Regions from separate parts of the Mus musculus genome. Here region 2 is linked to region 1. A link is a loop called in an ENCODE intact Hi-C map of the cell type or tissue named here. Cell type or tissue: left cerebral cortex. All regions are shown on one strand. Each heading gives the region's core, and the rest is flanking DNA. Links, peaks and the distances in the headings are about the cores only. Region 1 overlaps Tmprss7 (transmembrane serine protease 7). Region 2 overlaps Phldb2 (pleckstrin homology like domain, family B, member 2).

Evidence for each region. Hi-C counts contacts between places; a loop is a spot of excess contacts. Peaks named below come from ENCODE experiments on the same cell type or tissue, not always from the same donor. Only the 100,000 strongest peaks of a DNase experiment are listed, where the experiment ranks them.
Region 2: it touches region 1 in a loop (2.6-fold over the local background); 4 of 42 quality-filtered maps call a loop at or near these places.

Annotation. Positions count from the first base shown.
Region 1 is chr16:45,682,319-45,687,701 of GRCm38, reverse strand. Tmprss7 (transmembrane serine protease 7) reads left to right here. Exons shown (of 18, transcript NM_172455.3): 3 at 1,261-1,391; 4 at 3,064-3,131; 5 at 4,100-4,293. Among named protein-coding and RNA genes, the nearest start is that of Tmprss7, 8.6 kb to the left of the region's middle. In left cerebral cortex, for the core only: a CTCF peak has its summit at 2,728; DNase peaks (open chromatin) are centred at 666, 1,195, 2,191 and 2,708; H3K27ac peaks cover 2,307 bases.
Region 2 is chr16:45,813,676-45,819,058 of GRCm38, reverse strand. All of the region lies in intron 2 of Phldb2 (pleckstrin homology like domain, family B, member 2), which reads left to right. Among named protein-coding and RNA genes, the nearest start is that of Gm52249, 21 kb to the right of the region's middle. In left cerebral cortex, for the core only: CTCF peaks have their summits at 1,549 (motif pointing left) and 2,175; DNase peaks (open chromatin) are centred at 2,189 and 3,104.

The DNA.
Region 1 (5,383 bases), core at 57-5,056:
CTTATGTTGACCAGAAGATTTTCTTTCTCTATTTCTGCTACCCCTCTCTCTTTTTCTTCTCCACCAAATGTCTTGAGGTCAAAGGTAAATCAGGGACTTAACTATTTTGGAGGTTGAGATAAAACAGTGATTTGCCTTGCATTCCCTCAGAGCGCTTAAGACTGCTGCCCAGGGGTGACAGCCACAGGGAAGGGAGTTACAAAGCCTGTGAGAAGCCTGTCATGGAAGCACAGGACTACAATTCTAGCACTTAGGAGATGAAGGTGGGAAGATTGGAATTTCATGGACAGCCTGTGTTATCCTTGAGAGACTAGTCTTAAAAGACCAATGGATGGGAGGAGCATAGCCCAGTGGAGAGTGCTTAACTCCTACCTGCAGGGCCATGGTTCCCTGCATGGCAGTGAATGCAGGAATCAATAAATATATATCAATAAAATAAAACCATGTCCATAAGATGCTGCAGAGACAGGAGAGAGAAATTAGAAACGAAGAGGAGACTGTGATCCATTGCTATAGTGCTTGCCTACCACCTGTTCAACACCCAGCACTGTGAGGGAGGAGGTAGAGCAAGAGGGCTAGACTCCAATTCCCCCAGCCACCCTCTTTTTTCTCCTGGACCCTGAGCCCATGTAGATGCAGCCAGCCTTGCCTCTGTCCATCTGTCAGCAAAGTTCATGCCAAGAAACCTAGTCTTACAGTTCCCAGAGCAGATCTGAGTAGGAGTGACCCCACGCTGAGCTGAAGGCCATATTGGTAAGGATCAGGGCTCCATATGTTGGGTAGAGTAAGAAGCGTGGACTTATTGCTGCCTATTAGGTCCACAAGTCAGCCAGTAGCTCAGTGGAAGCTCCAAACAGTCAGGAGGTTTCTCCTCTCTTCCCCCACCATGCTGACTGTAGCCCAGCCTGAGGGTGCATGCCCCTTACCACTTTACAGCTTGCAGACATGGAACCCATGAGAGCTGTGTGTGTTATTAACCCGCTAGAGACACCAGAATAAACTCCAAGAAATGTAGCTTTTACCTTTGAATCTTGCCTTGAAGTATTTGCCAGTAGCAGATAAGCTGGGTAGATAAGAGCTAGGATGATTGGCTGCTGAAGGAAAAAAATGCCACTAGGTCTGTTCTTGAGTTTTACAGATTCTGATATGCGCTAAAGTACTTGTTTTGCCTAAGCTGAAATCGTTTTAGGAGACTCCTGCCAACGTGCATCAGACATCGCTTAGCTGTCCAACCTCCCCGCCTTCTCTCTTGTTTTTCAGGTAAGACAGAGAGCAAAGATGCTTTTTATTTTGTTGGAATGTTCCGCATCACCAACATTGAGTTCCTTCCTGAGTACCGGCAGAAGGAGTCTAGGGAATTTCTCTCCATGGCAAAGACAGTACAGCAAGTGGTAAGGACATGGGTGCAGGGGCAAGAGGGTGGGGACCACAGGAGCGGGGGTTGGAAGGGATGGGTTTCTTCAATGCCCTGGCTCACTGGGTTTAGGAAATAGAAGACAGGATGCAGAAAGAAAGCTGCTGGAAGGAAACATAAATTTTAGTTCATCTGTGCTTTAAGATACACGCGCCTTTTTTTTCTCTCTGTTCTGTCCATCTTCACTGTAAGACACAACCACATTCAGATAGCTCTTTCAACTTCTATTTTTCTCCTGTGTGAAATAAAGGATATCATGTGATCTTTAAAACAGCTTCCAGTTCTGAAGTTCAAACATACCCATTAATTTCTACATATTTATTTCAGCATCACCCTGGCCATCTCTTTATGTTTAAAAGAAATGTGCTTTTTATTCAAATAATGAATACTGTAAAATTACTAAATTTTGGAAGAGTATTAAAAGTAAATCATCAGTTTTCAATGTTATTTCCAGAGACAAAGCTCTTATTGTGCCCTACAACGGCATGAGGGCCCTGTGATATTGGAGTATTCTCAGTTGTTGTTATAGAGTGATGTTTTTCTCTTAGCATTGACTTTTAGACTTCCTATGCAAGCCAATGTTCTTTTAAAAGCAAGTGTTAATAGTCCCAAAGTTAACAAATCCCTTTTTATTGGACATTTAAGCTGTTCTCTAGTTATTTTTTTACATTATACATAATACAGAATCAACGCTGTCATGAATTATGCACAACTCTGCTCACTCCCACAGATGAGTCTCTAAAAGCATCTAGGAGAAAAGTCTATTCAGGGCTCCTGGCACAGAGGGACACTGGGAAAGCTTCTGCTAACTTGGACCTCTGCAGCAATGCAGAGGGTTGCCAATGACCTCACTGCAGCAAGAAATGAGGAGGGGTTTGAAAGTGACAGCCATGGTCAGGTCACTTCTTACTGACTGCCAAGAGCTACAGCTGGAAATCCTTCACCTCGCATATACCTGCAGCGATTATGCCTCAAATTATGGATATGATGCAGGCAGGGAGAATATAAACCAAACCAATGGAGGCCCAACAGGTTTAGGCAATGTATGTGTGTGTGGTGTGTGGTTACTTTAAACTTTATAATCGTTATATTATTTTCCACAATATTATAGAACTTTTAGGATTTGGGCATCTGGGTGGGTATTTTGAGAAGAGAATGAGTTTAGCTTTAGGAAAGCTAAGTGAAGACAAAGAGGGTAAGTTGAAGACAAAGAAGGTTAAGTTGACTGAAAAAGGTTTCCTTTGAGTTTTGGGTCAGCTGGTCTGGGGACAGTTGGCCCGACTGTGGGCACCACGCGCCGCCTTGTGGCTAATATTGGAACTTATCCTCGAGAATAAGCAGATCTGAAGCTATAGATAAAATGAGTTTGATTTTTTTTTTTAAAACCACGGAGAAAACTAATAAAAGGAATTGAAAGAACCCAGAAGTTAAACTCGATGACAGACTTTAAACAGAAAAAATGGGTAAGAATAACTGACAATTCTAAGAACTGCTTCAGAAGTAAGGACTGAATTAAAACCAAGAGATACTGTCTGGGTTTGGAGTTAGAAGCCTTCTGTTTGAAGCCTGCTTTCCCCTCTACTAGCTGTTGGAGTGTGGCCCTAAGAAAAACAAGCTTGAAAGAATTAAGTTAATCTCTTTATTTTCAGGTAAACCTTGTTTATACAACATCTGCTTTCTCCAAATTTTATAAGCAGTCTGTGGTTGCAGACGTCAGGTAATGTATGCCCCTGCTTCAGGAATTCTTACCATTCTTGCAATAAAATCCCCAACTCAGAGATAATTTGTTGGTGGTGAATACCCCCTTTAGCAAAACTAATGACCCAACTCTCAGCTGGGCTGTCACACCAAGTTTGTTTTAAATTTACCACGTCTGCCTTTCTCCACCTAGATGTAATCCCAATTCCAGCCATGCTAGGGAAAATGTTCACAAACATGGACACCATGGTGGGTGGATGATAGATACAGGAATAAGGCACAGGCCACTACTTTCCAAAACACGTTCAGTGAAAAACTGGCCACTAGGTATTGTCTGAGAAGAAAAAAGAATCTCATGGTAAAATAATATTTATTTAGGAAAAATTGTGCTCTGTCTACTACAGCCACATGTCTCCACCCCCAGTATAGCTGCAGAGACTCATAATCTCCAGGAGTATAGTAAAGGTATTGAGACACCTTCGAGGGAATCAAACTACTTGTTTTCCTTAACTTGCATTCCCAAAGTTATTTACTGCAGAGCACTGTCATATTGAAAAGAAAATTGGACTCTGTTTTTAGATCCACTTCATATTGGCTGTGTGATATTTGTACTATACTTGTCCACAATTTTCTCATCTGCAGAAGTGGAATGTTAATAGGTCAATTGCATGAAGCAGATTTAACACTGGGTGGAGACACTGAATTGGGTAGTAACTTCTGGTTGGATACCCTTAGGGGAATCTCTGTGGAGATGCAGCTGTGCAGTAATGTTTCCAGATTTGAATCCCACACAATGATTAGATCACACATAGCATGGGTTTTCTCTTTCAAATCCTTACAGCAGGTTGAAAGACAACCTACGGAAGGGCATTAGGTTCATTTGAAACGTGTGCTCAGTGACCTTGAATCTGTCAGTTTCTATGGTCCTGGGCATGTCTGCATTCTATAATGTAGCCTTGAACATTTCTTTCTCTCTTTTTACTATAGCAGTAACAACAAAGGCGGTCTCCTGGTCCACTTTTGGATTGTGTTTGTTATGCCACATGCCAAGGGCCACATCTTCTGTGAGGAGTGTGTGGCGGCCATCTTGAAGGACTCCATTCAAACCAGTATCATAAACCGCACTTCTGTGGGGAGCTTGCAGGGTCTGGCTGTGGATATGGACTCTGTGGTATTAAATGGTGATTGTTGGGTAATTCTCCTTTAAGCATTCTTCAACATCACGTCTGATACTCACATTATCACTGTTAACATCGTAGTAGAGACTCTCACGATCCCAGGAGTAGAGGATTAGCTGGACTTTGGAGCTATTGCTGCTGAAGGGGCTTCTTTAATGCTATACCCAGTATGACTGAAAAGTAGAATTGTGCACAAATAGATGCAAAATTATATTTAGTAAAACGTGCCCTTTCATTCAGTTATTAAGCTGAGGCACGTTCAGAGTATGTCCCTAAGGAAGAAAATGCTAGAGTAGAAGAATTTTACTGAGGTTTAGCTTATTTTCCTTGCTGTCCTCTTATTGTTGGGGACAGAACGTTGAGTTTGGTCTCTGGACAAAGTGACAGGTATTAAAAGGCTTTCCTAGGCAAAGCAAAGGAGGAGAATAAGAGAAAGGTCACGTGAGTGTTCAATGATGGGGAGGGACTGCATAGCATGAAAAGACGAGGTGAGCACACAAGGGTGGGGGAGGCGAAGTGGCAGTCATGAGGGTTTTATTACAATTATATTTTTATTTGTGTGTGTGTGTACATACTATGGCACATGTGTGTAAGTCAACTTGTGGGAACTGATTCTCTCCTATTCTGTAAGGGTTAAGGTCAGGTCACCAGGATTGCCATCAAGAGCCTTCATCTGCTGAGCCACTTTGGTGGCTCCTGGGTCTTTGTATATTGAGCCTTTGGAGGTTAAGGTGGGGTCAAGGTGACACAGACTTTTGTGTGTGAAAACGAGCCCACACATGTGAGAATAAAATCCCATTTTTTAAAGTTTTTACACATTTGTGTTTAGTGTGGAATATACTGCCATAAAAGTGTGTTATACACCTCTCCAGGTGCAAGTGATGGGCCAGGTGCCTGCCTTTTGCCCTGAAAGGTCTAGTGTTGTTTCTGGAAGATCACGTTGCAGTAGCTTGTAGCAGGACACACATATGGCCTAAGAATTAAGATGTGTATTTGGACAGGGAGAAAATAGATAACCAAACATTATTATCTTTTTTGCCTCATTGAACTAAGGAGAAAAATATGTGAATGCACTGTATTTGCAGTTATTTAT
Region 2 (5,383 bases), core at 127-5,126, 130 kb before region 1:
TGATATCTGTGGGTGATGACAACAGTGAAAGATGCTCTCGCCCAGGAAGAGCTGAGCCTAACCGACTGGCTTCTTCCTTCTTTAGCTGTTTGTCCCACTGGGGCCCCAAGCCTTTTAGAAGGTGCTACCAATATTCATTGGGAAATTTTACCCTGCAGTTGTCCTATATGCCAGAAATCTTTAGCAATGCCCACGGAGGCACAGCCAGACATGTTGCTAAATCTAGATGTCTGTCATTTCAGTCAAGTTGACAATCAAAATGAGCCATTGTGAATTATTTTCTTTGTTGTCATTTTGTTTTGTTGTGTTGGTGGTTTTCTTCGTTGTTGTTGCTTGTTGGTGAGTTTTGGTGGCTTTGTTTGTTTGAATCAGGATTGGTGCTTTTCAGAGTCTTATGAGAACTGAGGCTCTGGGTACCAGTGGGTTTCAGAATCTTGTTTATATACTGTTGAACAGACCATAAACCTGATGGTTCCAAAATGAAATGACAGTGTAAATCAACACATATGAGAAATGTTTGTGTTTTATGCCATTCATTTGCTTGTTTTCCAATATCCAAATGCAGATCATATTTCAAGGATCAGAGAGATTATGGTTAACATTATTCAGTTTTGTCATGAAGACAGAGTTCTATAGGGATCCAAAACTGGTGAGCACAGGGCGGGTGGGGAGGGTGGAGAGGAAGGCCAAAGACACATTACCTGTCAGTGTGTTGGGCGTCTCTTTTTGTTCCTGCTCTTTTGTGTGCTTATCACCCCGGTCCCTGAAAAACAGCTTAAAGCATCTAAAACCTTGGTGCCAGAGCTGGGGCAAATTAAATTTGGCAACATTTCTTGGTTGGATAGAAAAAGGTATAACATTCAATGCTAAGAGAATAGTCATTTTTATCTAATTGTGGTATTAACCTTTTAAAATCTTACCAAGAAGGTCATTGAAACACAAAAGCAGGCTTAAGTATGGAAGTCACACACATACACACACACACACACACACACACACACAAACACACACATACCACCACAGTCTCCTTCCTGACATGGCTCTTCCGCTTGCTACATCCTGACGTGCTTTTAGTATTTAAAAATGTTTGGACTGCTGGGAAGTGAGCCAGGAGTTGGTCTATGAAACAAATAAGCTCAGTGGCCCAGGTTAATTTTAAAGATGGCTGCCTTTTGGTATTCTGAGATAGAATAATAATTACTAGATTTCCTCTGAAGGTCCAGACCGAGTGTTGAATTATTCCCACAGAACCTTTTCTCAGCTTCTGCATTTGAAGTAGCCAGTGATTACTGCCCCACCCTGCCCCAATTCCTTGTCTTCATCCGCTCTCATGGACTGATAGATCCAGCTTAGAAATATAATGCAAAACATAAATAATAGCCAAGTAGTCATTCTAAACTTTCTTCCATTAAGAAAAACTTTTTTAAAAGCAGATGAAGGGGCTGGAGAGATGGCTCAGTGGTTAACAGCACCGACTGCTCTTCCGAAGGTCCTGAGTTCAAATCCCAGCAATCACATGGTGGCTCACAACCATCCGTAATGAGATCTGATGCCCTCTTCTGGTGCATCTGAGAACAGCTATAGTGTACTTATATATAATAATAAATAAATCTTTTAAAAAAAAGTAGATGAAATTAAATACATAGCATTGGGCAGAACAGAATTAGGTTGACAATTCTGTCTATACCCAAATAAGCTATGCTTCTAAGTAAACAGTCTTCCTTGGTCTGTAAATAAATAAACCTATAACCATTGGGTGATATGTAGAATATTATCAATCATCAGATCACCTTGGCTCATTGGAGAACAAAGTAAGAGTTTGCTCTCTTCATCTTTCAAATAAACTGATGGCACATATGAAGGCATTCCTTAAATATTGAAGGAATCAATCTTTAACAAGTTAGGTCTGCCAGTTATCCTCTGGGAACTGAAAGGAAGAGTTGTCATGTCTTTGCCCTCTTCTTCTCCTATTTGAGACAGATGGGCAGGAAAGGAGTATGGAGGGAAGGTTACAGCTAGCAATAATTTCATGGTTGTACTTGAGGGCTGTGAGGAGCTAAAGACTGTATAGTCTGTAATACAATAGGGTGTGGGAATGACTGTTCAAAGCAGGCTCCTCTACCTTTTGAGAGCAAACCCTAGGTTCTTATTACAGTGGCAGTACAAGCTATTGCCTCTTGATGGTGCCATGCATTTAGAAAATGCTTCTCAGAAGCAAGTGCTGTGGATTCTGAACCATCAAAGCCTTTTCACTCTCAGGCTTCACACTTAAATGCAGAAGGCTGCTTCAACTAAAAAGAGCACTGCATGCTATTGTGGGAGGTTATGGAAGAAACCCCACTCTTTCCACATAAGTCAATACATGAACACTTGCTTTTAAATAAAGAACAAAGCTGATGAAACAAATTCATGTGTGTAAAAAACTAGAAGAATATTGACATTATATTGATACCAAGAGTACATGAACACTTCGGAGAGATCTGTTGGCTTTGCATTGAGTGTGTATTATCCATTGGCAAGTTACTTAGTGCATCTAAACTAGAAGTTTTTTAATGGATCTGCCTTGTAACAAAAAAAAAAAAAAAAAAAAAACTATTTTCATAAAAGAATAGGTTTCAGTGACTTTGGGTTAATATTATATTTGTTACTATTTCCGATTCTAGAAAGGCTCATGGGAAGCTTTGAAATGGGCAATGTTTTTAACATTTGAGATTAATATTCCAAGAAGTATAGAAACCTACAAGTACCATCAGAGAAACACATTCATCACTTTATTCACTTCCACATCATAGCCTATCATCCAGGGATGTCAGGGCTGGAATTCAAGCAGGGACCTGAAGGCAGAAGCAATGGAGAAACACCGGCAACAGTCTACTCTCTCTTTTTACAGATAGTTTCCCTATATTTTTCACTATCGTCTTGATGTACAAAGATTACTAGATTTTTAGAAGAGGGTGGATAAAGGGTTTTTAAGTTATTTTTGGTTTGTGTGTATGAATGTGGTGCCTGCATGTATGTGTGTGTACCACATGCATGTATGGTACCTGTAGAAGCCAGAAAAAAAAGCACTGGATCCCTTGCATCTGGAGTTACTGATGGCTGCGAGCCATTATGTGGGTGATGAGAACTGAGCCCAGTTCCTCCAATAAGAGCTGCCTATGACTGCTGTGTCATCTCTCCAGACCCAAGGATAGAGCTGGAGAATGGAAAGAAGTAATGATGTTGGTGCCGCCCACAAACTGATTTTCATTAAACAGAGTAAAATAGTATGTAAAATTTTAAAGTAATTATTTTATCTGGTGTTTTGTAGATTATAATCTTTCAAAAGAAACCAAATGATCCTGAATTTGATCAAGCCCAAGTGAAAATTAGGCAGAGAATGGCCATGTTGGCGCTCTGGTAGTATGACCAGCACTTGGTGTCTGTAAAGGGGCTCATTCGCTGTTTGGGGTTCCTCAGACACACTGTAAGAGTAAAGCAATGTGGCAGGTTTTCTTAGATGCCATAGAACATGTATTTCTCTCATGAATTTTCTTTATTTTGAATGAGTGCTTTAATAAGGAGACACACATGCCCCCCCCCCTTAGAATGCTAGGCATCTGCTCCCCACCCCAACGCTAGCTAGCCAGTCAATCACAGTATTTTTGAATAATATATGTTAATATTACAGGTCTTTCATCTTTAACTTTTTTTTTTAAGTTTAAACCAGTTTAAACCTGGCTTGCTTGACAGTTGACTTCAAATGCAAATACAGAGGTCCCTTGTTGAAAGGGCTTGCTGAAATGAACCTGAGTCTGCCTAGCAAAATACGAATAATTGTGAATTGGAAAAGGTAGCTAAAAAACATTGCTGGGTAAAAATTACTAGAATTAGTTAAACTATATTACATTAGGCATGTTGGATATGCAAGAAAACACAAGTAAACGCTGCCTCAAGCATAAATGAATACTTTATACAAGCTATAATTTTATACTCCATTATTACATGTGTCAATAATGAAATGTATTTTAATAACTATAATATTTTTATATTTACAGCTTTTTAATTTATCAGTCCCTTCTATCATAGAGACACAGCTAGAAATAGTAGAGGCAATAGGTTTGAGGGAGACAAGGCACACATGTGTAAGAGTAAAATGTGTGTTTGAAGAATTGCTTGCTAACAAGCTTCATGTCTCTGAGTACAAGCAAAGGTGGGAAGTGACAAATGGCTCAGACATTTGCATGATAATATTACTCAGCTGACCTCCGAAGTTCTAAGGCAGAGCCAAGGGCAACATGAGTAGCATCCGGGGTTTTATGTCAAGGGTGTAGTGTATATTGGAGACTGGATTTTGTTAAGACCAATTCTTTCTAGAACCCACTCTATTGAATTTAGTGTGCCACGGGGAACATACATTTGTCTGTATTGGTGGGAATAGAGGAATGAGTAACAGTGAGATGTTCAAGCGTTTTCTTCCAGGTTACTGTGAGTCAGGAAGAAAAGTCTTAGCTCAGCCCTGCACTGTCTAGTACACTCTAGTTACCCTGTTTTATACACTAAACTGAAACACAAGGCACCTGTCTGGCTGGAAACTGCAAATGTAAATCCAGAATCAGAATTCAGACTCTGGGGGTCTGGCCTTGAGTTGTGCGCTTAGCTACAGTAGCACAGCAGTGGAATGGGACCAAGGAGGACACTTAGGAAGAACACGTAGGATGCTCACCACCTCCTTAGGCTGTGTATTGGGGTTTTTCCTTTGTGTAGTTAGTATCTTAAAGGGATATTGAAAGACAGACTCAAGTGTCTTTGTTAGTTCTTTATGTTTTATTTCAATGATTATTATTATTACAAAGGAGGATGATAAGTGTATTCATATAAGATCTTCATAGTAAGTCACTTATAACAGGAGTTTGATGGTTAGTTACTATTTGCCATATTGTTAGTTACCTTCCAACAACCTGCAGTTGCCTCCCCAGCAGACATAGCCACTTAAAGCTATTGAACTTTCATTTTGTAGATGTGCCCCATTACAGCTCAATGCCACTGATGTGCACCATTCCAGATCCACCCCACAGATGAGCCCCCTTCCAGATTGACCCCACTGATGAGCCCCATTACTGCTCAACACTTTGGGTGGGCACTGAGTCAATACCATTTAAATCAAGAGTAGCAGAGTGAAGTACTTCCTTGACTGTGAATTTGAAAATAGACTTCTCAGACAGTCTATAATATTCTTAGTAAACTGTTAAATGTCACATGAAGGCAATTTGTCAAGCCAATCTGTAGGAACAGTTATGGCATCTTAATTAGATGATTTTTTCCCCCAGACTGATAAGAACAGTAGAAAGGCGAGTCAGGGCAAATAGAAAGGCCAGTTACAAGATGAAAGGATGCTTTCTCT